5 separate regions of the Homo sapiens genome follow, and all the other regions are linked to region 1. Evidence: chromatin contacts called from ENCODE Hi-C data. All regions are on one chromosome and are shown on one strand. Each heading gives the region's core, a stretch centred on a gene start or an enhancer-like site at or near the end of the contact. The rest is flanking DNA. Distances are from core to core; before and after follow the strand shown.

Evidence for each region. Hi-C counts contacts between places; a loop is a spot of excess contacts on that map. Pooled maps may share reads with other maps.
Region 2: a map of CD8-positive, alpha-beta T cell shows a loop between it and region 1 (15-fold over the local background). The contact joins the promoter of SESN1 here to the promoter of KPNA5 in region 1. A Hi-C loop is called at or near these places in 2 of 168 maps with a recorded cell type or tissue (CD8-positive, alpha-beta T cell and naive thymus-derived CD4-positive, alpha-beta T cell) and 9 of 50 pooled maps.
Region 3: a loop to region 1 is called in a map of naive thymus-derived CD4-positive, alpha-beta T cell, with 11 times the contacts of the local background. The contact joins the promoter of WASF1 here to the promoter of KPNA5 in region 1. A Hi-C loop is called at or near these places in 1 of 168 maps with a recorded cell type or tissue (naive thymus-derived CD4-positive, alpha-beta T cell), 1 of 37 single-sample maps with no recorded cell type and 6 of 50 pooled maps.
Region 4: a loop to region 1 is called in a map of CD8-positive, alpha-beta T cell, with 10 times the contacts of the local background. The contact joins the promoter of CDK19 here to the promoter of KPNA5 in region 1. A Hi-C loop is called at or near these places in 3 of 168 maps with a recorded cell type or tissue (CD4-positive, alpha-beta memory T cell, CD8-positive, alpha-beta T cell and naive thymus-derived CD4-positive, alpha-beta T cell) and 10 of 50 pooled maps.
Region 5: a loop to region 1 is called in a pooled map, with 2.6 times the contacts of the local background. The contact joins the promoter of RPF2 here to the promoter of KPNA5 in region 1. A Hi-C loop is called at or near these places in 2 of 50 pooled maps.

Annotation. Positions count from the first base shown.
Region 1 is chr6:116,679,263-116,683,412 of GRCh38, reverse strand. It overlaps KPNA5 (karyopherin subunit alpha 5), which reads right to left and starts at 2,202. Exons shown (of 14, transcript NM_001366306.2): 1 at 2,075-2,202. The coding sequence starts at 2,078. RefSeq lists enhancers at 640-1,621, 1,622-2,605.
Region 2 is chr6:109,092,659-109,096,808 of GRCh38, reverse strand. SESN1 (sestrin 1) reads left to right here and starts at 1,963. Exons shown (of 10, transcript NM_014454.3): 1 at 1,963-3,014. The coding sequence starts at 2,736. CEP57L1 (centrosomal protein 57 like 1) reads right to left here and starts at 1,302. Exons shown (of 11, transcript NM_001271852.3): 1 at 1,234-1,302. RefSeq lists enhancers at 1,316-1,575, 2,446-2,595 and a silencer at 1,636-2,335.
Region 3 is chr6:110,177,908-110,182,057 of GRCh38, reverse strand. WASF1 (WASP family member 1) reads left to right here and starts at 2,388. Exons shown (of 11, transcript NM_003931.3): 1 at 2,388-2,619; 2 at 3,316-3,460. CDC40 (cell division cycle 40) reads right to left here and starts at 1,631. Exons shown (of 15, transcript NM_015891.3): 1 at 1,425-1,631. The coding sequence starts at 1,613. RefSeq lists silencers at 2,359-2,468, 2,709-3,028.
Region 4 is chr6:110,813,101-110,817,250 of GRCh38, reverse strand. It overlaps CDK19 (cyclin dependent kinase 19), which reads left to right and starts at 1,782. Exons shown (of 13, transcript NM_015076.5): 1 at 1,782-2,242. The coding sequence starts at 2,115. It also overlaps a transcript of AMD1 not described here. RefSeq lists enhancers at 1,482-1,561, 2,135-2,687, 2,922-3,031 and a silencer at 2,202-2,511.
Region 5 is chr6:110,980,210-110,984,359 of GRCh38, reverse strand. It overlaps RPF2 (ribosome production factor 2 homolog), which reads right to left and starts at 2,322. Exons shown (of 10, transcript NM_032194.3): 1 at 2,231-2,322. The coding sequence starts at 2,253.

The sequences.
Region 1 (4,150 bases), core at 953-3,452:
TAAAATATTTAAGTAAAATAAAATGCTCATGGAAATAAAACTCTTAAAGTATTTATCACCTATATATGTAGCATATTCTAGGCCACTGGCTCTAAACGTTTTCAATCACACATCCTACATTCGTAAAATACATTTGTGCATTCATCCTCAATATATTTATTTCTATACATGCATTACTATTCTAATATACTACTCTAGCATAAAATTCACAAAAAACAGAAATTTTTAAGAATGAAAGTTTTAAAAGGTAAACAAATAGAAGTTCTAATATTTTCTTACCACATCTGACTGGATCACCTTGTGCCCCACCACGCACACATACAAAGGCGCTACTTATGAGACCATTAATCCAAGCAACCACATTGTAACTGTTCAGCATAAATTTTAGCCAAATAAAATACAGCACCAACAACTCAGATATCACTTGTTCCTTTTTCTTCAATAGTACTGACTTCCGGCTTCAGATTTAACACTGCATCCATCCTCACTGCAGTTGCTTTAAAGGGGACAATAAACCAAGGGAAATTATCTCTAAAGGGGCCCCATCCAATGGGATTGTTTCGTTCACTGAAAAATAAATTTAAAGGCTGCACTTCAAAGGCTGAGGTCTCATAAAAATTAAATATTTTTATTTAGAAATGTTATTCCAGCACTTTAAAGTTACAGAATAGAGGAATTTTTTTCATTCATAAGCTTTCAACGGCTCTTAGAAAAACCATGTTTAAGTTGGGCAAATAACTGGAATCTGAACTTATGATTTTCTTTAATATCAATCGACATTATTTCTTATGCCAGTAAAGCCTTCATTTCCATGGGGCTGGGCGCCTCATTAGTGAAAGTAAAAGACTGCACAAAGCGGGGGAAGTGCCAACTAGAGAGCCCTCACAACCAAACAAGCAGTACTTAGGTCGGAGGGAGAGAGTTGCTCCTGACCTACCAAGAAAACCACTTTTGTACAGAATATGAGTCATCATTATTGGGTGTTGTAATTGAGAGATAAATCATTAGTGTTTTTGTCTTTTTTAAAAAACATGTCTAAAAAGCTCAAAAGTAAATGCCAGTGTCATATTCTTTTGTTTGTTTTTTGAGACAGAGTCTCGCTCTGTCGCCCGGGCTGGAGTGCAATGGCGCTCTCGGCTCACTGCAAGCTCCGCCGCCCGGGTTCACACCGTTCTCCTGCTTCAGCCTCCCGAGTCGCTGGGACTACAGGCGCCCACCACCATGCCAGGCTAATTTTTCCTTTTTTTGTATTTTTGGTATTTTTTTTGTATTTATTATTTTGTATTTTATTTTGTATTTTTTGTATTTTTGGTAGAGACGAGGTTTCACCGTGTTAGCCAGGATGGTCTCGATCTCCTGACCTCGTGATCCGCCCGCCTCCGCCTCCCAAAGTGCTGGGATTACAGGCGTGAGCCACCGCGCCCGCCGCCAATGTCATATTCTTTAGACATATCACTGTCATTTCACAGCTTTCAAATACTTCCATCTCCTATGTATTATCGATGAAAACCTAAGTTTTCATCTTAGAACGGAGCTGCCCGACTATTAGAAGCGTGGAACCCAGGCTTGCCTTGTCGTCGGGAATGAGCACTAGAGGCACCTGCACGCAGGTGGAGGAGGGAGGCTGGCGGATGGAGAGGGCGAGGCTAGGAGGCCCTCGGGATGGAACCTGTCTCTTCTTTGGACACTGTGGAATTTCCATAAGCTGCTGGACACAGCTGATGGGTACCAGGTATGAGTGGCAACGTTTGGCAATTCCATTAACTGAAAAGAACTACCGAGAAACGGTGAGGCGGGGCGGCGAAGATGAGACCAGCTGCCCATCACTCCAGAGGACCTGCTGAAAGAATCTGAACTCACCACGCCTTCGCGTCCGCAAGGGAAAGGTCCGGCTGCCACGCCCCCGCGACCGCTGTCGCCCTGGGGAAAACACGAGAAACACCCGGCACCGCCAGGTTCCAGAGACCTTCGCAAAGTAAGGGGTAAATAAAAACCGTGGCCCCAGGAACTAGTAGTTCCCAAAGGGACCAAAACCGAGGCTCCCCCAACCTAGCCCGTGTTCACTCCAACTTACCCATTAATGTGGCACTCTCCGATGCCCTGATTTCCCAGTCCCCAGCGGCGACGTGTGTGGCGGGTAACAGAAGGGCCGCCACTCCGCCCCTGGCGTGAAGCGTAGCGACCCAGTTCGCAATCCAAGATGGCGGCCACCTGCGCCCCTTCTCCGAGACCCCGAGGCTCGGCTCCCAGAAGCCCTTGCACTCGACGCGGCGGCGGCGGCGGCGGCGGCGGCGGCGGCGGAGGAGGAGTGGTGGCCGCACATCCTAGCAGTGGGGCGTAGAGAAAGTGCGCGCCGCCGTCCCACCCACCGAAGGAGGAGCCTGTGCCTGCGACAAGCCCTGGATTTTAGTTGCGCTTGCGGTGGCCATGCTGTAGGTACTCTGCGGCCCGTAGACCTCCGTGTGTGCAAAGGGACGACCCCTCATTCATTCATTCTTCACGCGTGCGTGCATGCATACATTCTTAAGGATATAAACTGTGTCAAGTACCATTTTAGATACATTATTGGGGCTACAACAGTGCAAAAAAGTTGGTAAAAATCGCAGCCTTGTTAAGTGTACGGAGAAGCTCACGTTTTCTTCAGCTTCATTAACTTTTATATGCTCTGCTCGTTTTATTTCAAGCTTTTTGTCATTTATAATTTTATATTCTATAACATCTGCGGTTTTTTGTTTTTGTTTTTCTGTTTTTGGGGGGTTTTTTTTGAGACGGAGTCTGGCGCTGTCACCAGGCTGGAGTGCAGTGATGCGATCTCGGCTCACTGCAACCTCCGCCTCCCAGGTTCAAGCGATTCTCCTGCCTCAGCCTCCCAAGTAGCTGGGACTACAGGCATGCGCCACCACGCCCAGCTAATTTTTGTATTTTTAGTAGAGACCAGGTTTCACCGTGTTGGCCAGGATGGTCTTGATCTCTTGACCTCCTGATCCGCCCGCCTCAGCCTCCCAAAGTGTTGGGATTACAGGCATGAGCCACCACACCCAGCCACATGAGTGTATTTTTGACAGCAATGTAGTCACCAATAAACGAGTAACTTCAGTTAAAGTACTGTAGATTATAATACACAGCCCTGTAATCTACCCTGGAGTTCAACAAACGGTATTGAAAACAGACTGTGTTCCAGATGCAATAGGAAGAGAATAAATAAGATAAACAATACATAAATCCTGCCCAGAAGACGTTTGCAATTTTTTAAGAGGAAAAACATGAAGACAAATTGTTTTAAGATGTTTGCTATTTTCAATAGTTGAAAAATAAACAGGAGAGAAGGGATTATTTAACTGTGGGTATGTAGGGCTGAGAAAGGCACGCTTGACAAAGGAAACCTGGGCAGTGTTACCAGAAAGCGTTGCCAATCATGAGTCCATATAGTGAAGTGAAAGCAAGTTTATTAAAGAAGTAAAGAAACAAAAGAATGGCTACTCCATAGGCAGAGCAGTGGCTTGGGCTGCTGGACTGAGTATATAGTTTTTTTGTGTGTTGTTTGTTTGTTTTGACACGGAGTCTTGCTCTGTCGCCCAGGCTGGAGTGCAGTGGCGCCATCTCGGCTCACTGCAAGCTCCGCCTCCCGGGTTCACGCCATTCTCCTGCCTCAGCCTCCCGAGTAGCTGGAAATTTATTGTATTTTTAGTAGAGACAGGGTTTCACCGTGTTAGCCAGGATGGTCTCAATCTACTGACCTGGTGATCCTCCTGGCTCGGCCTCCCAAAGTGCTGGGATTACAGGCGTGAGCCACCGCGCCCAGCCAGTTATTTCTTAATTATATGTTAAACAAGGGGTGGATTATTCATGAGTTTTCAAGGAAGGGGGCAGGCAATTTTTGGAACTTAGGGTTCTACCCTCTTTTAGACTGTATGACTTCTGGATGTTGCCATGGCATTTGTAAACTGTCATGGTGCTGGTGGGAGTGTCTTTTAGCATGCTAATGCATTATAATTCACGTATAATGAGAAGTGAGGATGACCAGAGGTCACTTTTGTCTTCATCTTGGTTTTGGTGGGTTTGGCCTGTCTTCTTTACGACATCCTGTTTATCAGCAGGGTCTTTGTGACCTGTATCTTGCGTGGACCTCCAATCTTCTGTGACTAAGAAT
Region 2 (4,150 bases), core at 714-3,213, 7.6 Mb after region 1:
AAGATCCCAAAAAGGAGATGAAAACGGAATGGTTTTTGTTTTGCTTTTTCAATCACACTCATAAGTTATTCCCTTTTTAAAATTCAGATTCAAACTAGAAGTGTCAGAATGTAACAAGGCTTTTGAAATTAGACCAATTCATCAGAACTATGCATCTATTCAAAAATAGCTCACTTACAGAAACGATGTAAAGAATTCACAATACCTGTCTCTTTGTAGCTTCTAAGTGCATCAATACACAAAAAGCACCCTTCCCGTCCCACCCCACACCGCCAAGTATGCATGATTTGGCTTACTGACGTTTCCTGAAAGTACCCTATCTCTCACTCTGGGCCTTAGCATATGCTGTTCTTTTGGTCTTCATTTCCCCTGGGATGAAGATTTCCCTGACTTTCCAAGATTGGGCTAAGTCATCTCCTTCTAGACATCCCAGTGATATCATGTATTATTGTAACCGTATGTCTAACAACTAGTTCCTCTAACTAGTAAGACTGTCTTTTTCATTGTTGTATACTCAGTGCCTAGCAAGACGAAATTTTTAGAATTTAGTGCAATGCAATTCTGCAATGTAAAGAATTAAAATCTACACCGATTATCAGTCCACTGATGGCCGTTCAAACCTCGACTTTTCTCAAATAATAACTTTTTAAAAGCAAACTAATTTTAAGCAAATGACTGAATCTTTTGAAAAAGTCGACTAAGTTTTGGAGACTTTTACGGTTTTGCTTTCTTTTTCCTGCTGTATCCTTAAAGCCTGCAAGAATTCCTATCTAGGAATACTGGGGATTCTTTTACGAGATGGATTTGACAACTTGCTTTCAAAGCCCTGCCTAGGATTTCATTTGACTGAGCAAATAAAGCCCAGAACATCCCTAAGCAAAGGCAAACAAAGGTGCAAATGCGCGGAGATCCCAAATCCACCCCGCGTGTGTCCACAAAAAAGGGCGGAATCAGAGGCAGCAGCGCGAAGCTCCAGTTTCCACAGCATCCTTCCTTCTTGGCCTTACTTAGGCCGCTCCCTGCGACCCTTGGGATCAGGATCCCAAATCCTTGCCTCACCCACCACACCCCGCGCTTGGGCAGCTGGACTAGTCCTTCCCACGCAAGTCACTGGAAAAAGTCCTTGGACTAAGGGAGGCCACCCTAGATGGCTTTGTCTCCAAAATCCCAGAGGAAATGGAGGAAGGAAAAACCCTGTCAAGGAAAGGTGACAACCCAGCTTACAGTGCTTACCAAGCAGACGCTCTCAGTCAGCCCCTGCCACCGCTAACCGTTGGTTCGCGGGCACCCACAGGCAACGTCGCGGTGGCCCCTGGGGGTTGTAGTTTCTGTCGCAAACAAAACGCGCCGGCAGCATCGAAACTACATTCCCCACAAGTCAACGCGAAGACGTCCTACCGACTTAAATCTGGGGTTTGGAGTAATGAAGAGGCCGTCACTACTTTTAGGGTGATCTTAAATGTAGACTCAATTTCTTCCAGGAGTCCCTTCGCGCCCTCTTTCTTTGTCGTGCTTGTTTTATGTGTGACGAAGTCTCAGTGTACTTCTACGTCTTACTTTTTCCTTCCCCTTCTCCAGGACAGAGTCCAAACGTCCGGGAACGGAAACCGCCTCAGGGCGCAAGCTTAGCGCCTCCGGGGGCGCTTGGCCCAGTTCGCAGTCACGCATGCGTAGCAGCCGGCAGTGGCTGGCAGCCGCGCGCGGCGCACTTGGGGTCCGGAGGGTAGCCTGCCAGAGGGCGGGGCTTTTTCCTAAGGCTTTGCCTCGGCGGGTCGCGTCTGCCTGGGCGGGGAAGAAGGCGCTGGGGCCGGGGCGGCTCCCGGTTTGTGCCGGGCGGAGAAAGGGGAGGGGCTGGGGGTGAGGACCCCGTCTCCACTCCCTGCTCCCGCCCTCTGGGCTGATCCCCACCGATGGGGCTGGGCGAAGGGCGGGCTTTGCGCCTCGGGCCCCGCCGCCCCGCCAGCTCCGCGGCCCAGCCTGGCGCTCGAGGATTGCCAGGGCCGCCCTGTGCCCTCTGGCTCGGCGGTGGTGGGCGAGGGCTCAGGGATCGGAGAAGTAGCGTCTTCCCGGGGGTGCCGAATTGGCGGGGCTGGGGGACGCTTTTTTTCACCGCCGCCCGCCGAGACTACGGCTGCCCGAGACTGCCGCCCTCCGACAGCGCCCAAGCCTCCGGCCGCTGCGGCCAGTGGGCCAGGGTTCGGCGAGCCTTCCCTGCCGGCGCCGGCCGGCTGCTGAGGCGCTGGGAGGAGCTGCGGAGGGCGGGGACTGGTGTCGGAGAAGGGGCGGGGTGGGAACGCCGGAGAGAACCCGGTGGCTGCACAGACAAAAAAGCCCCGAATGGCTGGAGGGCGTTCAGCTGTTAACAGCCTTTTGGGGCAGAGCACGGATTTGACAGCTCCACAACGTGAGGATATCCACTGACCCCGCGAGACGGAGGAGAACGCTTCCCCGAAATTCTCTGCCCACCAAAGCCAGCGCTGCAAGGTTGCAACTTTCAAACTTTGTTTTTCCAGAAAGAAGACTGCCCTTTCGTGTACAAGGAGAGGGTGAGAGGGTGACCTAGCTTGTAGATCGGCTGAAGGCACCAGTGGTTCCAAATGTCACCCAGATGTGTGTTTTCATGACGATTTGATTTCTCTGATTTTATTTTTACATTTTTCATTTTAAAAATACAAAGCAATTTTTTTGGGGCATGCTGAAAGGTAACTGAAGACCGCAAAGGAAAAACTATTGTCATGGCTGAAGGAGAGAATGAAGTGAGATGGGATGGACTCTGCAGCAGAGATTCAACTACTAGGGAGACAGCATTGGAAAACATTAGGCAAACCATTTTGAGGAAAACCGAGTATCTTCGTTCGGTGAAAGAAACACCTCATCGTCCATCAGACGGGCTTTCAAATACCGAGTCTTCGGATGGGTTGAATAAGCTACTTGCTCATCTGCTTATGCTTTCTAAGAGGTGTCCCTTCAAAGATGTGAGAGAGAAAAGTGAGTTTATTCTGAAGAGCATCCAGGTAAGGAAGAGCATTTTAAATACAACTATGTCTCTACTACAGTTAAATTTTACTTGCCGTTATTCACGTTGTGTTTGTTTCTATTAGGTTGTTATGTAAACTTTTATTATGAGTTTACATCTTTAGAGTGTTCTGTAAGTAAACAAGTAGTGTTTTTCTAGAGTTTTAGGCAGAAACTGCTTTGCTCCTGGAAGAATATATGAAAACTACAGTTAATTCCAAGTAAATACTTGTTTTTCCTTATATTTCTTTTTACATGTTGTTGGAAAATGTAGCCAGTGTTTTTTTTTCACATTGTCACAGTGTTCTGAGTGTAAAGGCTCACATTTAAAAGCCTCTAAAATGATAAAGGATATTAAATGTTTCCTAGTCAGCCTGTTCAAGATAATTGGTGGAACAATTTTCTCTTATTTTTAAAAACAAAACAAACCAGGATGTGTTCTCTAAATGCAACCTCTCTTTTTTCAAGAAGAGAATTATATAAAATAATAAAAACCTATCTTAAAAGAAGCTAATATCTTCATGTTGAAAAGGTGGACCCAGGTGGGGTATTTGATAGAAACACTTTTATGGCAAATTGCTCAACTAGCTTTCTCTGTGTTTGCCTGAATTGTTTCTTTTTCACATGTGTAGCTATTTAAGATACGAGTGCAGCAGGTTAAAAATATTATAGTTTTTCCTCCATTTCGTTCATAATTTATCCTGTTTTATTACAAGGTGTCTTAGAATACTTTTTTTTAAGTTTTTAGATATTGACAATATTCAGCAACACCTTATATATGCTTGTCAATCTTTACATTTCTCAATCCACGTGTGTTGTCCAAAGTCCTGTATGAGAGATTTTTAAAATTTAAAATGTACTTGGGTAACTATGTAAGTTAAAAGTGACAGTTTTTATATACTGGCTTGAATTTAGTTTAAAGCAACAGAAAAATAATATCCACAAAATGAAGACTCTATTTAAGATCTTGGGATATTTCTTCTCACTAACACTTTGGAAACAATTGTTACAATTCAGAGTTACCCGAGAGGAATTAATATACTAGGTAACTGAAGTTTACCCTTTGAAACACAAAAAGTTATTTCTCTATCTTCTAGACTGTAGTGACTGTAACAACCATTTTTGTCCATAATGG
Region 3 (4,150 bases), core at 1,139-3,638, 6.5 Mb after region 1:
TTTCACGGTGTTCACCTTGAGCTAGAAGCAGCACAGCCTGAGGTTGAAGGTATGGGAGAATATGTGGAATGCAAAGAGGACTAAGAGCAGAGTCCTGGGAAACACCAGTATTGAAAAGGGAGAGTAAAATAATTGGAACAGAATGCTGAGTAGAGCCCCATGGAAGCGAAACGGAGAGAAAGTTTCAAGAAAGAGGAACTAATGAACAGTGTCATTTGATGCAGACATTTAAGTCAGATGGCTGAACTTGACAACTGGAAGGCCTGGGACATCACTCACAGACAGTAGTTTCCCAAGAGGATAGGGCCAGACTGCATTGGGTTGAGGAGAAAATGAGACGAAGACAAAAAGAGAGCTCCAAAAAGCTGAGCTGTGAAAGGAGAAGACTCAGGAGGTTACTGGAGGGGCTTAAGTTTGGAAAGTTTTGTTTTGATAGGAAGTTAGGAGGATTCTAAGCATTCTTTCATGACAGATGTCCATTTTTAAAAAGTAAAATTCACATACAGCTTGTTAAAAACCTGTAAAACACTTCTTAAGTCATTAAACTAGACTTGGGGACATGATACAAAGGAATTTTTGGACACCGCCTCCCCTCTTCACATCTTGAGCTGATCACCTACCTCGGGCTCTACTGGGCCTACACTACCAATTGGTAGATGCTCTCATCAGGCTCCAGACACATCAGCTTTTCCTCAGTTCTTCAAACCCACTAGGCTCTTTGCGTTCTCAGGCTTGCCTGTCACCTCTGCCTGGAAACTCTTGCCTTATTAATCAGCTTCCTCCATTGAGATCATGCAGCTGTTTCTCAAATCCAAGGCCTTTTTCTCACTGTATTAACACACACAATCATAAAACATTTACTGCACTCTCACTAGTTGGCTCTGTGCTATATGCTTTATTTGTGTAATTTCACTCAATTTTCACACTCATCTTTTCATGTAGACAGATGTTTTGAAAATGATCTCCACTGTACAGGTGAGGAAAGAAAGGAGGCTGCATAACTTGTCCAAGTTCACACAAGTGGTGGTGCCAGGATTAGAACCTAGTTCTTCAAAAATAAGACAAATCGAGGCCACTGCTCACACAATACTCTAGTTTGGGAAGTCCTGATCTAATTTCACTTATGTTCCGAGATTACACCTGCACTTTCCAGGCTATGTCCCTAATCCACAAATTCAAATTTCATCCCCTCCTTCCACTTGCTTTCTGATGGCGGGAGGCAAGGGCAGAGAGCATCGGAGGGCTATTCCGAACTTCCAATTCTGCCTCTCCCGAGGATGCATGTGGGAAGGAGAAGAAATTCAAACGTTAGCAACTTATCTCTGAGCACTGAGAAAGAGGTAACCCGGTACCTAACAAGCGGCTGGCAGTTCTGGAGCTGAAGCCAACAATTCCCACACTGCATTAGTAGCAAAAGTGCTTACCTTAACTGCCACCTCCGGAGCCGAGTCCACTGCCACTGCTAGAGACGGCTTTGATGAAGGCGATTTAGTCAAGTGCATGAGGGAGTCGGCGGCTGGCAGCGGACACCGACTGCTCTCACTGTCCGAGTCCGATTCGGACCCTGAACCCGAACCATAGGAAGCGGCCAGAGCTGCAATCGCAGCCGACATGACGGCAACAAATCTTCTGCGGAGACCCTGCCAGGGCGGAAGAAGAAGAGGCTCCCAGGTCCTGACAGATTGCAATGGAACACATCATTAACTTTCTTTGCTAAGAAATAATGTCTTACATTTTGAAACAATAAGCTAATTATTATTAGAATAACTACTGTCGAGCTGAGAGCTTAAAAAAGTTTATCTAGGGAAAAAGGGAGAATTATAATAGTTTATAACATTTAGGACCTAGTTGACTAAAGAATATGAGTTCCAAAATACCTTGAGGCCTCGCGGTCCTGCACTCCCAGCGTGCAGCGCGGCAGGAAGCGCGAGAGGGCACAATGGGAAGTGTAGTTTGCAACGAGGGGGCGGAACGGGGGCGTGTCCCCCTTTGACCCCGCCCCCGAATGGATGTTCCATTCAATTGGCTATCATCTTCCCTCATTCCCTAGCCAAGCAGTGTTCTCTTCGTCCCCCTCCCCCAAACTGAGGATTGGGCAATACCACAGAACCTCAGGAAAGGGGGGAAGAGCGAGCTTCGGCCCCACTAATGGGGGAGTGGGCGGAGGCTGGATTTCCCACCTCGGCTGCACCTGGGCACTGGAGGCTGAAGAGGAAAGTGAGAATCTGAAGTTTTGAGACCTCTGACTGGCCAGGAATAGCTCCTGGGGCGGGGGGCAAGGATGGGACCATAGGCGGAAAGAGTCTCGCGGTCCCCCCTGCTTCTGGCGCGGGTCCCTGCGCCCGGTTGTGGAGCGTCTCGCGCGGGGAGGGGGCGGGGGGAACGGCAGCTCGCGGTGTTGTTCACTCGCGCGTCGAGCACACGGTGGGTCCGGCGGCGGGTTGGCGCCCCAGGCGGCGTTCCCTGTGGCCTGGCGCCTGGGCCGCTGCCCTGAGCGGGTTCCGCCCCAGAGCCCGACCCTCCTGGGGGCTCTAGGCGGAGTCCCGCGAGCCGAGGGGGACCGGCGACCGCTGCCGAAGCATGAAGAAGGGGTAAGGCGTGAGCCCCCAAGATTTCACGGTGAGCGCGAGTCCCTGAGGAATTGCTTTTTTCGGGGAGGGGGTGTTGGGAGAGGAACTCTTCCTTACTGGCCGGAGCAGACCGAGTGGTGTGTGGCCCGCAAAGGTGACGGGGATGGATGGGCGCGCCTTCCCCGCCCCGGCCCCCACCCCCATCCGCGGGTTTTCCGAGCGCCCACCGCCCACCCGCCAGCGGGGCTGGGTGCCGAGGGAGACGGCGGCGGGCGCGCCTGGGGCTTGGCTGCAGGGACCGCCCCGGGGCTGCTCTCGCTGGAGAGACTGTGGGTGTCACCTGAGGTGCCACCGCCCGGGCTTCCCTGCCCACCCGCGCCCGCGGTCCGCCCCGTGCCTCTTTCCGGGGGAGGCGGTAGCCCCGGGCGACAGAGAATCCCCTGCTCGCCCTACGTGCGCGAGGCTCGGTAAAGCGAGCTCGTGCGTTTGCGTGTTTGCTCCGCGAGTCGGTGTCTGAAAACATAACGGTAAAGCGAGTGCGGGCATCCTTTTCTTCGTTGGAAGGGGAGGCGAAGCGGTGCTGTCGCTTCTGGTGCCTGTTCATGGGGGCTGCCTTGGGCAGAGTTACGGAGCCGCTCACTCAGCGCTCATGTCGGCAGGACTCGCCCATTGTGCCACCCAGATAATTATTCAACTATGCAGCATCCATTGCACCTTTCCCATTTTTCTTTTCCCCTTGCTACAGCATGCCCCCTAGCTTCGGTACTCTGACACCTTCTCTTGCACTTGCGGATGATGAACTGGAATAACGATGAAAGAAAGCACATCCGATCTCAACATTCACGTCCTGCCCTATAACCGATTAATTAATTGATCCCCAGCTAGACTAGGTACTTAAATACGACTTACTCTAATCATTTCCTTTTCTATGTAATAAGATGTGCGGTGGATTCGACTTAAATTTTTTCTTTGGTGTTAGATTCACGATTAGCTAAGGTCTTTTTTCTGTTCACTAATTGATGTAATTGACTTATTGGTTATTCAATCCGTCTAATGTTCTTAAATTTAAATTTGCATGGTAGGTAACATTCATTTTTCTGATTGTTCATAGCATTATATCATAATTAGAAATGCAGTCTCAATTTGAACTCTCAGGAACAGTTTATCCTTTATGCTCTAAGTTTCTGTTAGGAAACATTTTTGTTTATATTGAATATTTGAATGAAGTATTTGATATAAAATTTCGGAAGTTTTGAATAAGAAAAGTTTTGTATTTGTTTTTCGGTAGCAGAATATGTCATTACTAATCGTTGCCTTCCATTGAATGGAAGGATTTAATATTTAAGATGAGGATTTTAACCATCATATCAGTCATTCCCTAATTTATCTGATTTTATTTTTTATTCACTTTTTTCTTTGCAATATCATGTATTTAATTACTTGTTTTAGAATCCAGTTTTTTTTTTTCTAACTTGAATCTACAAGTATGAGTAGGCTTCAGTTTTGCGTGATCTACCTGAAGGATGAAATTTTTTTTTTTTTGCAAATATAAGAAACCACTGTTGGTTACTTGATTTTTA
Region 4 (4,150 bases), core at 533-3,032, 5.9 Mb after region 1:
TAGTTTTCCAAGTTTCTTTCAAAACCTAGCAGGCAGTTCACTATTCTTTCCTTATCTACCACTTTGGGTAGAATTGACAATTCCCTTCTTTGTCCTCCTAATGAATGTGTTATGTCCTATCCTAGCACCAATCATGTTTAAGTGTGTATCCCAAACATTTGGGACATTAGGCTCACCATTACAGGGGAGGAAACCCTCTTAGGTTCTTCAGCTGGTCTATAAACTAAATTGATACCAGTCAGGTTAACAGGAGAAAAAGTTTTAATTACGTATGTATGCACAAGAGTCCCACAAAATATGAGACTCAAAGAAGGGCCAGATGTTTGACACTTATATTACATCCTGACCTCAAAAAGGAAGTGGGGCCCGGCATGGTGGCACGGACCTGTAATCCCAGCTACTCAGGAGTCTGAGGCAGGAGGATCCTTGAGCTCAGGAGTTGGACGCCAGCCTGGGCAACACAGCAAGGCCAGTCTCTTCAAAACAAAAGTGGGGTTTGGGGCTTCCAGGAGTGGTGGAGACAAGTTAAGAGAGGATAAGAGGAAAAAATGTCTAAGGTGAATAAAGGTTGACTTTTATGCAGATAAAAGTATCTCAGATGATACAAGTTGACTAGCAGCAGCTCTCTTTCTGGTAAGATTCCTTTAATTACGAAAATTTCCTTTAGAAATGTAAATTTCTCTTTACAAAGGAAGAGTTATTCTTTATTTTAGGCAGTAGTGGGATAAGTGAAGCATTTTCCTGTGTTGGCTGGATCTTAATTTATTTTGCTAAAAGACATCAATATGCCAGAGTGGCGTATTTTGGGGTGGCATATTCTGGACTCCTTCAGTTATAATTTGGGGTAGTGTGTCCTGAGCCCCAACACAATGAAATCAATCAACGTTCACCCTAACTAAAGGGGCTTTCTTAAACATTCTAGAACCTCACATCATGCATAGACCATAAAAAATCCTTTACAATTCAACCCAAAGGATCGTAAACGCGGCTTCCTCCAGGCACTTTTAATTGTCCTTAGACAGATGGCCAAAGCCTGGTTATGGGAACCGCATATGCTAAGAGAAAGCTGACTACAGCGCCAAGAAAATGATGATTGGCTGCTGGGGCTCAGAAGTTGCATGTTCTCCTCTGGCCAAGGCAGGCTCTAGGAAACTGCTGAAGGTTCAGTTTTTGAAATACGGTTTTTGCATCGTAAAGAAAAAAGATCAACCTATCAGGAAGAACCGAGCACATCCAATCACCAATCAAGAGCGGGAAAGAAGCCAAAGCCTGGGGATACCCACGCACCAACGAGGACGTCATTCTCCAGCCCCCGCCAATGAGCAGCGGGACGGGGGGCGGGGCAATAGGCGGACCCACTGCCCTAGAAAAGAAACAAGCTGCGGTACAACTGTCCTCACCAGCCCTCGCCTCCCGAGTCACTGCAGCCAACCCTTCAGCAAGGTGCTGATTTAATGCTTTCCATACTCTCTGCGTGGGGCTAGTTACAGTGAAGTATCCCCTTCCCACTAGAGTAAGGCACTTCTTTCCAGTGTCTCCCCGAGAACCGCAGAAAGCACACTGGAACTTCGAGCTTTCTACCTTCACAGGAACCGGGAGCCGTGCGCTACCTGAGGGGGAGGGGCGGCCCTGGTACGCAGGCGCGCATGCTTTGTGGGGGCGAGGCTGTGGTGGCCCGAGGTAACCTGGGAGCTGTATTTCTTACGCCGGCAAAACCGCCCAGGCCGCTGAGGCCTTCGCGACTTCATTTCCCAGGAGCCTCCGCGACCATGGGGCGGGCCAGTGAGTTCGCTAATGAGCTCGAGGAAGCCACGGCGCGGCCCACCAGGTTCCAAAACAAGGAAATGAAGGAGGGAGGCGGGACTGGGGGTGCCTGCGGGAGCCGCCGCCGCCGTCGCGGAGGAGGAGGAGGAAGAGGTGGAGGAGGTGGCTGCTGTGGCCGCCGAGGAGTCCCTTGCTGAAGGCGGACCGCGGAGCGGCGGGCGGCGGGCGGCGCGCGCGCGCGCGCGAGAGGCGGCTGTTGGAGAAGTGGAGCGGCGGTCGCGGGGGGAGGAGGAGGAGGGACTGAGCGGCGGCGGCCCCCGCGTCCCGTGCCTCTATGGGGGAAGCAGACAATGGATTATGATTTCAAGGCGAAGCTGGCGGCGGAGCGGGAGCGGGTGGAGGATTTGTTTGAGTACGAAGGGTGCAAAGTGGGACGCGGCACCTACGGTCACGTCTACAAGGCGAGGCGGAAAGATGGGTAAGAGCAGGGGCGGGAGGAGTAGGCTCGCTCGGGTCCTCGCCCTGCCCGCGACCTGGCGGGATGGGTGGGTCGGATCCCAGTCGGGCCGTGCCCGAGGGGCGAGGCGGAGGGGGTCGCGGGGTTGCGTCCGGACACCGACTCCGAGGGGCGCCCGTTCCGCCCGCCTCCCCCGCGCGGCCCCGTCGCGTACCTCGAACTCCCGCGGCGCAGCCCGGTCCGAGGCGTCGGTCCCGTCCCAGAGGGGCGCCCTCCGAGTGCTCGGAGACGGCGGGGGGACTCGAGTTGGGACCGCGGTGGAGGAGGAGTTTGTGGGGTCTAGTCTCTTGGGGGAACGCAGCGGGCAGGCAGAGCTCCGCTGCGGAGTTGCCGCTCCGGCCCTGGGTAGTGACGGTCGTTGTGGAACTTCCAATCGGCTGAGCGCCTCGCGGGGGCGGCGGTTTGAAACCTCGCCGGGGAGCCTGTCGGGCGAACGCGGCCTGGGGTCCTCGCCAGCCCCACGGCTCTGACCCGCTGGGCACCGCCGCCCCCAGCAGCGATCTCCGCCCTTCGGGCTGGCCGGCCCGTTGGCTTCTCTATGCAGTCCTCCCATCCCTGTTGTATGCCCGGCGTCCCGGGTTTCTCATTCTCACATTCTGAATTGCGTACCTTCCCCCTTCGAAGGAGACCTGATGGGCTAGCTGCGTTTCGCAAGCGGCAACTTAAGAGTTGGCTGAATTCTCTGCTACCCACCCTTTACCTTGCAGCCCCTTGGGTATCTTGGGTATTATGTCCTCCACTCCATCCTCTGCCAGATGACTGTGGGCTGGGGCTTATGGAGTACCTATATTATCAAGAACGGAATACGAAGTGACAGAGCTGGGCCTGAACCTTTGTTTTCCTAGGAGTTGAGGGAGAACTGTAGGAACACCTTGGGAAGCCTTTACTGGTTGTCCTCTTAAGAAGAGCTGGATAATGTACTGAGAATACCTGTCCTTTCTTGGTCCTGGAGGGCAGACAGCAGCTACAGCAGGACTGGTGGAACCAGCTTCCTGGCAGGAATTACCCTCCCCCAAAGCTAGGGACCCAGGAAGATGCCCTGTCCAGCATAGACTTTAAAGAGAGTCAAACTCTACGGAAGAGGATTGTAACGGACCATTTCTGAATAAAGTGATGATCAGCCACAATGACATTAGTAAAATTTGAAGTGCCGCTTATCTTTGTGCGTGCTGTTATAATTTGATGTGGTTGGTATATGAACTCTAGGACTAAAGTACGTTGTGTGCGTATGCACTAACTTCATAAAACAACTCTATTATAAAGTGTTTTGTCATAAGGTATCGTGAAAATTGCAAAGTGCTATCCAAGTGTAAAGGATTATTATTATTGCAGAATTTTTTTTTTCTTTTGTAACTGAACAGGCCTTAAGGTACTCAGTTGTTTCTCATAATTCCTTTAATTACCAGGTGTCCTTGAATGCTTATCATGGAATGTGAGATACTATAATTAACATATTTTGGTTTTGGAATATCCACTCCACCTGTTATACTAGTGTTCTTGTGGGAATTTTATCAGTTATATTTGGGGAAAGCACATCCAGTTTTCCGTTTGGACATTGTTAATAAATCTGAGGTGGGTTTTTCCCATACTCCTCATGCTAACTTTGTGGTATACTTTTGGTTTTAAAAAATGTATCTTAGTGTTTTTTTTGTTAAAATAGCTTTCTTTTATTAGGGAACTTTTGAGAAGTTAAAAATTCTGCTTCTGAATTGTATTTGAATAGTATGGGCTTACAACAAAAACCAGATAATTCTTGCTTCTATTCTTTTTGAATATTTTTCCCCTCTAATAAAGTACTTGATTCGAATACACTTCCTTTTTGAGTGAAATTTGTTAATTAGAATTAATAAAGCTTCTTTACTAGAGTAA
Region 5 (4,150 bases), core at 1,073-3,572, 5.7 Mb after region 1:
TCTTACTCTTCTTTTTTCTTCAAACTTTAAGTAGTCAAACTGTATCCTGTACCCTAATACAAAGAATTGAGCATCAACTGCTGATCAACCTGTGGACATTTACTAAACATAAGACTAACGACTGCTTATTTTTCTTTTAGGTTTAAGACCACAATGCCTGCCAGGAAGTATACACTGTTGCACTCCAACATCATTGCTGAGAATGCCAGTATTATTGCCAACAATGGGGAATAATAAGGCTGATGTTTACATGGAGTCACTCTATTAAGGCTTAATCTTCACCACAATCCTGAGAGTTACAATTCTTATTTATTTATTTATTTATTTTTTTGAGACAGAGTCTCGCTCTGTCGCCCAGGCTGGAGTGCAGTGGTGCGATCTCGGCTCACTGCAAGCTCCGTCTCCCAGGTTCACGCCATTCTCCTGCCTCAGCCTCCCGAGTAGCTGGGACTACAGGCGCCCGCCACGACGCCCGGCTAATTTTTTGTATTTTTAGTACAGACGAGGTTTCACCGTGTTAGCCAGGATGGTCTCGATCTCCTGACCTCGTGACCCACCCCCCCGCCTCAGCCTCCCAAAGTGCTGGGATTACAGGCGTGAGCCTCCACGCGCGAGTTACAATTCTTATCTTCACTTTACAGATGAGGCAATTGAACAGACAGGTAATGTGCCCAAGATCACACAGCAAGTAAACAGGCCAATTTTTAAAATGAGCTAGGGCTGGGAGGTGGCCCACAGCCTGTAATAAAAACACTCTAGGAGGCCAAGGTGGATGGATCACTGAGCCCAGAAGTTCGAGACCAGCCTGGGCAACAATGCAAAACCCTGTCTCTACAAAAAATACAAAAATTAGCTGTGGTGGTGTGCGCCTATAGTCCCAGCTACTCAGCAGGCTGAGGTAGGAGGACTGCTTGATCCCAGGGAGGTCGAGGCTGCAGTGAGCTGTGATGGGGCTACTGCACTCCAGCCTGGGTGACAGAGTGATACCCTGTCTCAAAAAAAAACAAATTTTTTAAAGCTAGATTTAAAAATTCGTCTAGACCAATTACCCTGTAAAATATGAAGGGAAAATAAATTCATTATTCTGACTTTATGATGTGACAGTAGGAGTGGCATGTTTTTACACACTTCTGTTCAAAAGAGGGGCTTCACCTCTGCTTCCTCTACAATGAGCACCTTGCTTTTCAGACAGTTCTCTGCCATCTACTGAAAGAATTCTTCCTCCCAAATAATTATGACCCTCCCTCGTCCAGTCCCATGGACACTTTGGGAAGAAAAAGAGACCATACATACACTTAAGTTTCCCATGTAGATTTTTAAAATACTCCTCCAGATATAATGTCACATATAAAGCTTCTGATCATTTACTGGTTGATAAAGATACAAATTATTCTATCTTTTGTATCTCATTAAACAGCAACAAATGCAAATAGCAATTAACATGTTTTATTAGCTGCCTGCTCCCAATTAACGTGTGAACTAGTCCCAATACCTAGTAAACTACTCTTTGTAGTCCAAACAGCTAGAGGCATAGCAGGTGTGCAAAATCTCTGAATGACTAAAACTGTCGTTTTGGATACATGTTAACTTAGGTAAATAGCAAGAAAATCACAGCAAGTAACAGCAGGGCTGTTTAGCCCAAATATTCTTGAACAAATTTAAAACAGGTATCATTCAAGGATAACTCAGAGGAGTGTACAAAGTTGGAAGGAAAAGAAAAAACTAATGAACATTTCTACGTGCTGCAGCAAAGGCTCTACATACATTCTCGAAACTAACCCTCACAGCTCTATGAAGTATGACTATGGTGAGCGCTATTTTACAGAATAAGCTAAGATTTAGAGATATTTAATGACCCAAAGTCACAAAGCTTTAAGTGGACGCGCCAGACTGTCACTCAGATCTGTCGGATTCCGAGGGCTGTGCTCCTAACCCCACTATACCATCTGTCTCATACTTCGGAAGTCAGACGTTTTTCAACTGGCTAGGATAAAAGCGGCCAACGCTTCAATCCCACATCCCTCCCATCCCACGGCTCCCACTTGAGAGCTTCCCCACTGTCTCCTGGCAAGCAGCTCGCGCTGAGGAGGACCCGGGCTGGTGATCGATCGGCCCCCACCCAGGTAATTAGAGGGGTAACCAGGAAGAGTGAGAGGCCGAGACAGTACCACCCTCATCACGGGACCCTTTCACCCCAACGCTCCCCGGGGCTGAGACCCAGCGCACTTACACTACTCGATCCAGAGTGTCCATCGCTACCGCTACCTGCAACTCTTAACCAGGGGGCATGCACGTGCCCTCGGCGATTACGTGCGCCGGAACAGGCGGAACCGGAAGCTGCGCGTAACGCCACTTCCGGGGACGGCCTCGTAGAGGGCGTCTAGAGGCGCTGGCGGCCATCTTGATTGGAATCGCGCCCTGTTGTCTTGGTTACGGATTTTTGCCCCGGCTCTTTCCTGGAGTTACAGGTGCGAGGTAATACTTTTAAGTAACACTGGCCGGGCGTGGTGGCTCACGCCTGTAATCCCAGGATTTTGGGAGGCCCAGGCGGGCGGATTACCTGATAACAGGAGTTCGAGACCAGCCTGGCCAACATGGCGAAACCCCGTCTCTACTAAAAATACAAAAATTAGCCGGGCGTGGTGGCGGGCGCCTCTAACCCCAGCTACTCGGGAGGCTGAGGCAGGGAGAACTGCTTGAACCCGGGAGGCGGAGGTTGCAGTGAGCGGAGATCGCGCCACTGCACTCCAGCCTGGGTGACAGAGCGAGACTTCGTCTCAAAAATAAAATAAAAATAAAATAAAATAACATAGACCCTCGCAGTTTGATGTACGCGCTAGTGTGCATACCTGGAGTCAGGTATTCAGAAACCAGATTTTATTCTTCAAGGAATCCCAGGATGCTAGAAAGGTTGATTGATTGCACGGTAGGTACTCACATAAGCACTAAAAACATTGATGTGAAAGGGGCACTATTGACAACTATGCGATCTGTGTGACAGAATTTATGACTACCACAGTTGCCTAGTACATAAAAGATGCGCAGAAAATGTACTGCTGTTCGTGATTTTTCCCCAGTTTTTAAGTTACCATATACTTCACATACCATAAAATGTACCCCTTTACAGTGTACAATTCAGTGATTTTTGGTGTATTCACAAAGATGTGCAAATATCACCACTAATTCCAGAATATTTAATCACCTCAAAAAGAACCCCCCTGACACACACACCCAGTAGCAGTCCATGCCCCACTTCCCCCTCCTGCCAGCCCTTGGCAACCAATAATCTACTTTATGTTCAATGGATTTGCCTATTCTGAACATATATAAATGGTTTCGTGCAACGTATGGCCTTTTGTGTTTGACTTCTTTCACTATCTTTTTGAGGTTCATACATGTAGCGTGGATCAGTACTTCCATTTTGTTAGGACTGAATAATATTCCTTTGTATGGATATACCACATTTTGTTTATCCATTTATCAACCTAGGTACTTTTTTTATTTTAGACATAGTCTTGCTCTGTCGCCAGGGCTGAAGTGCAGTGGTGCGATCTTGGCTTACTGCGCCGTCCACCTCCCGGGTTCAAGCAGTTCTGCCTCAGCCTCCCAAGTAGCTGGGATTACATGCACGCACCACCACACCTTGCTAACTTTTGTATTTTTTAGTAGAGACAGGGTTTCACCATGTTGGCCAGGCTGGTCTTGAACTTCTGAGCTCAGGTAATCCACCCGCCTTGGCCTCTCAAAGTGCTAGGAATACAGGCGTGAGCTACTGTACCCGGCAGCTTATGTACATTTGAATGGTTCCTATTTTTTGGCTATTATGGATTATGCTGCTTTGTGTTTTTTTGTTTTGTTTTGCTTTGCTTTGTTTTGTTTCTGAGACAGAGTCTCACTCTGTCACACAGGCTGGAGTGCAGTGATGCAATCTCAGGTTACTGCAACCTCCATCTCCTGGGTTCAAGTGATTCTAGTGCTTCAGCCTCTCGAGTAGCTGGGACCACAAGCGCGTGCCACCACACCCAGCTGCTTTGAATATTAGTGTACAAATTTTTGTGTGGACATACATTTTCAATTCTCTAGGAGAAAAATTGCTGGGTCATATGCTGACTCTTAAGTGTAACATTTTGAGGCACTGGTAAACTGTTTT